Regions from separate parts of the Homo sapiens genome. Here region 1 is linked to region 2. Evidence: chromatin loops called from intact Hi-C (ENCODE). Cell type or tissue: HepG2. All regions are shown on one strand. Region 1 has its middle 3.2 kb from the start of PGS1. Region 2 holds the start of LOC105371912 (a long non-coding RNA gene).

Region 1 (2,500 bases), 60 kb after region 2:
ACAAAATTGACAACAGCCCTTTCCCGAAAAGACCCCCTTCTTGCCTGGGGTCCAGTCGGCCTTTGCAGGACTAACAAATTAGCTATAAGATTAGAAATAAAAGTTTAGGGTCATGCAGCCTCTGGCTCCAAGAATCTGAACCTCCCCAAATTGCTCCTGGGGATAACATCACTATTGGAAAACCGCAGATCAGTGCGTGAGATATTTTGCAGACTCTGCATTCATGGATCAGCTGACACCACCCAGACCGGTTATCTGGCTCAACCAGTTCTGCCATCCCACCCAGGAATAGAAGATAGCAAGAAAAATTCACTTCAACCTTCTACGATTCCATCTCCAACCTGACCAATCAGCACTCCCCACTTCCCAAGCTCCTTTACTAGCCAAATTCTCTTTAAAAACTCTGATCCCCGAATGCTTGGGGAGACTGATTTGAGTAATAATAAAACTCTGGTCTCCCGCACAGTGGGCTCTGCGTGAATCACTCTTTCTCCATTGCAATGCCTCTGTCTTGATAAATCAGTTCTGTCTGGGCAGCAGGCAAGGTGAACCCATTGGGCAGTTACAGTTTCATCCCATCTCCAGCAAGCAGGCTGCATTCCTTTTAACAAAGAACAGGCTCCTCACAAACAGCTGAACAGCCCCTCGGGACAGTTTCTCATCTCTGGAGGCAGAAGGTGGGCCGGACAGCCACTTCCTCCCTTTGGAATTTGCTAACAGCCCTGTGTTTGGGAGAGACCCTCTCTAGGCAAGCAAGCTAGAGGAGGAGGGGCCTTCCTCTTGTGTTACTGTGATTTTCGGTTGAGGGAGTGAATCACAGGCAGTGAGGCATGGGCTGTTGGCTCAGGATTTCCTGGTGTTTCCTGCCTGGGAGAGCTGCCCCACTCTCAGGGGCAGCAGCCCACCACTCCTTGACGTCAACTCTCCCTCCAATGAATGGGTTTCCTTTTCCGTTTGGGAAGACATGGGATCTGCCGTCAATCCCGTCGACCCTGTCTTTCTAACCCTGGCACCTCCTGTCTGGGAAGGAGCGAGTGCGACTAACGAGAAGGCAGTGGGTGAGGGCAGGAGGGCGAGGGGGACTCAGAGGACAGATGTCTTCTCGCCCGCAGTCATTGAGATGGGCATCCAGAAACCCCATCCACAGCAGTAGTGTCTGACCCAGATTGAGAGCCGGCCACGCAGCTTTGGGACACCCTGAGTGCTCCCAGGCAGGCTCTCTGGGTCACCTTTGTTGTCTGGGAGGGTCTTATCTCCTCTACTTGTTTTCAGTAACTAGCCCAGATGAGACCTCCTGACACGAACAATGCATGTGCTGTCATCCTGTAAATGGAATCATTTAAAAATTGCACAATCTCTGAAAACCATTATTTAACATTTTTGCAACCTCAAAATGTATGTGTCCCCAGCAAAGTCGTGGTTGCCTCACTCTGGTGATAGCTCTGTCTGTTTTAAACTAGCCATGAAGGCCAGAGGCTCTCGATGTGTGGTTTCAGAAGGGACTGGGTCATTCCTTGATGTTATCCTTAGGGTAAATACTTATTAGTGTGACTTACCATGCTATCAATATTGCTGTCTGTTGCTAGCATTTCTTTAAGGTTGGGAATTCCCAGTGAGCCTGTACCATGGCTGTTTGTCTCAGTACCTCGCACAGCAAAGCACCCATGCAGAAAAGCTGCCAGCTCCTTCTAGGATGATAACCAGGCTCCCATAGCCCATGTGGCGCTCACCGCTGAGCATGACGGTGTAGCCATACAGCAAGTGTTTACTCTGCAACAACCGTGGGCCAGGAACAGTGCAAAAGTGGAACCATGCAATGGATGGCCTCATTCTAGTTACTGGAAGTTAGGAAATTTGATGATTCACCATTTCTAACTTGGAAGGGTTGAATCAAATTCCATGTAGTATTAGTAAAGCTATCTAAACGCAAAAGAAAACTTTAAGCCAATCTGAAATACTTGTTGATTGTCAACAATTTGGAAACTCCTTAATGGCACCAAATAACCAACATTAACATTTGGGGGTATTTACTTTCAGTCTTTCTGTGTACATACACGCATTTCCTCTTTCTTCCTCTCCTTTAATGAAATGAGATGGTCTCTACGCTACTCCTTGGTAATTTGGCTTTTACACTTAATGTCATTAAATATTCTTCCAGAACATGTTATTTTTATGATTGTGTGGTCTTCCAACATACCGATGTATCATTATTTAACCAACCCCCCTACCCTGAAGATTTGCTTCCACACTTCCGATATCATGAACAAGGCTGAGATGAACATTCTTGTGGGAATGTGTAGTTGATTTCCCTGCATAATCTGTGGAAGTGGACTTTGGAGTGTTTTTTTCAGTGTGTCCATATCTTTTTTTTTTGAGACTGAGTTTCGCTCTTGTTGCCCAGGCTGGAGTGCAATGGCGCGATCTCGACTCACTGCAACCTCCGCCTCCCGGGTTCAAGCGATTCTCCTGCCTCAGCCTTCCTGAGTAGCTAGGATTACAG
Region 2 (2,500 bases):
CAGGGCGCAGGTGGGCTCGGCTGGAGGAGGTGCTGGGGGTGGGTGTGTCTCCTGACACAGGAAGAGCTGCCTCCTGGCTGCCCCAGTCACAGAAATGTTTATTGAGCACCTACTAGGCAAGGTGCGACCACTGCAGTGGGGGTGGGGGCACTTTTCTCCCCGGGCGTGTATATTTATTTATTTATAAACCATAGGCACTTTATTACTGGGTTTATATATTATGTATCCATAGAAGTTGAGATTTAAAGAGGATGAATTAAAAAATAGAAACAGAGGGGTTGTTTTCCTTTCCGTATGCCAGTGAGTTGTCTTATACATGTCCCACTTTGGAGACCTGGGTTTAGTGGCTGTATCCTGCTGGGCGCCCCCCTCCCCAGAGCTGGAGACAAAACCCCCACCCGCCCCCTGGTTCACGTCATCCTGCCTCATGAGGCCCAGGGCTGAGCTGTTTTCGGGGCCCTGGTCTCGGCTTCACAGCCTGCAGTGGAGTGTAGCAGATGGCAGACTAGGGTAAGTGAGGATGCCTTGAGATCTGGGTTCAAATCTTGCGTCTGCTGCTCCCTGGCCCAGTGACCTCGCACCTCTCTGAGCCTCAGTTTCTTCTTCTGTAAAATAAAGGGAGTGGCATCTCCCTCTTGCCCGGAGGTGGGCCTGGGGGCTGCAGGCTGCCCTCCTGATCTGCTCTGCTGCCAGATGGGCACAGATAGGCGGGGGGATGACAGCCCTGAGTGAACCCAGAAGGCAAAGTGGTTAGGAACACACCCCAGAGGCCAGGCAGGGTCCTGCAGGGTCCTGCAGATTCAGAGAAAGAACCCATTTATCCTGGGGTTTGGCAGAGATTATGGTTCCGGTAAAGGGTGGTCATTAGTAAAGTCCATGTCATGCAGCCGAGGGCCTGTGGGAAAGGTAGGGTTCAAGGAGGAGTTAGTGGGAGAGGAGAGTGAGGAATCAGAGTTGGTCAGTCAGACAGTCAGTCAACAAACACAAACTGAGCATGGCCTCTGTGCCAGGCATGGTTTTAGGCTGTGGATAACCAAGGAGCTTGCTCAGCAGCCTGGGGTTCTTTGCAGCCCAGGGTGTCCCTGTCAGGAGTGGGCACTGTGTCTCTGAGGAGCAGTGGAGTCACCTGCAGGCCAAGGCTGGGAAACCCTCAGGAGTGTGGGGGAGGCCACCCCCTGAGGTGTGGTCCCCCCCTGGGTAGAGAGTGACTCAGGCCCCGCCCAGCCTCCCCACTGCCTGGGTTTGGTTTGTTTAAGAACAAATTAGTCACAGAGCAGGCAGCTTTCCCGAAAATAAAATGAGAATCCCCAGGAAACAGGGAAAATGGAAGGCGGGCGGTGAGTCAGCACGTGCTGCCCCCCGGGGCTCCAGTTTCCAAAAGGGCCTCCTGCCCTGCTCCTCCTCCTCCTCCTGGGTCTCTCTCTTTCTCTTTTACTTTTCCTCTGGTCCCCTGTTGACTTTTTCCCTCACCGAACTCACTGAATCTCAGTCCTCACACACGCGCACCCACTCACTTCCTGCCCCTTATCGTTTCCCTCCCTGCATCTGTCTGTCTGTCCAGCCTCGATCTGTGCACCCACTGGCTCCTTTGGTGTTTACAGAGCACCTACCAAGTCCAGGCACTGTGCACCACGGGAGGGAGTGGGGAGGCAGAGAAGGCCTAGGTCTCTCCTCCCAGAGCCCTTTCTTGTTGGAAAAGGAGACTTGTGCCGGGATGTGGCCAGCCACGGCCGCGCCTGGGTCCCCTTCCCCAGCCCCTGCTCCTGTGGTTGGTTCCCCCGGATGGACAGAGCTGGGCCCCCAACAGAGAACGATGCTTGAGGATCCCATTCCAAGCCAATGCCGTCTCTGCCTCCCTCCCGGCTCGGAGCACAAGGCCTGCACGCTGAGGGCGAGTGCGTGGTGGAGCAGGAGCTTCGGGGCGGTGTTTCTCACCCAGCCATGTCTCCCCTGCCCAGAACCGGGCATCAAGGGGAGTGAACTGCGGGCTGTTTTGAATTTGAGGGACAAGCTTGGTTGTCCCTTGTTCCCTGCCTCCCCATTCCAAGCCTCCTGTGGCAGAAGGAGGCCAGGCCATATCTTGAGGGAGGATTCTGGGCGTGCCTGCTTCACCCCAACAGCCCAAGGTCAGGGGAGGGGCTCCAGGCCGCAGGGGGTACAGCAAGGGGAAGCCACTCAGGCCCCTTCCCATCTGGACAAGTCCCTGAGTGCCAGGGCCCTTTGACTCTCTCCTGTCTCCCTCCTCCCCCATCTCCCAGCTAGAATCCAGGCTCTCCCACCACCCTCTGGGACCCCTGGGGCCGCTCACTTTCCAGACCCCTCTAATTCGGGCACTGGCCCCTCAGGAGCCGGGGAGGTGGCCCTGTGCCTGGGTCATGGGGCTGGGCTGGGGTCTCCTGCCTCTCGGGTCACTGTCCAATCTCTGTCTGCAGCTCTCGATGAATAATTTAGTTGTTCGAATTACAGGAAAGAGCTATTTAGCTTCCCTTCCCAAATCGTT

What was found. A loop is a pair of places that touch in the nucleus more often than their neighbours do. Peaks named below come from ENCODE experiments on the same cell type or tissue, not always from the same donor. Only the 100,000 strongest peaks of a DNase experiment are listed, where the experiment ranks them.
Region 1: it touches region 2 in a loop (6-fold over the local background); 29 of 110 quality-filtered maps call a loop at or near these places.

The regions. Positions count from the first base shown.
Region 1 is chr17:78,374,151-78,376,650 of GRCh38, forward strand. No RefSeq gene overlaps it. Among named protein-coding and RNA genes, the nearest start is that of PGS1, 3.2 kb to the right of the region's middle. In HepG2, no CTCF peak of the experiment used is centred here; DNase peaks (open chromatin) are centred at 1,331 and 1,811; H3K4me3 peaks cover 802 bases; H3K27me3 peaks cover 790 bases.
Region 2 is chr17:78,314,452-78,316,951 of GRCh38, forward strand. LOC105371912 (a long non-coding RNA gene) reads left to right here and starts at 1,265. Exons shown (of 2, transcript NR_188632.1): 1 at 1,265-1,337. RefSeq lists silencers at 1-16, 1,224-1,273 and enhancers at 682-1,440, 954-1,153, 1,117-1,411. In HepG2, a CTCF peak has its summit at 1,111; a DNase peak (open chromatin) is centred at 1,290; H3K4me3 peaks cover 188 bases; H3K27me3 peaks cover 2,500 bases.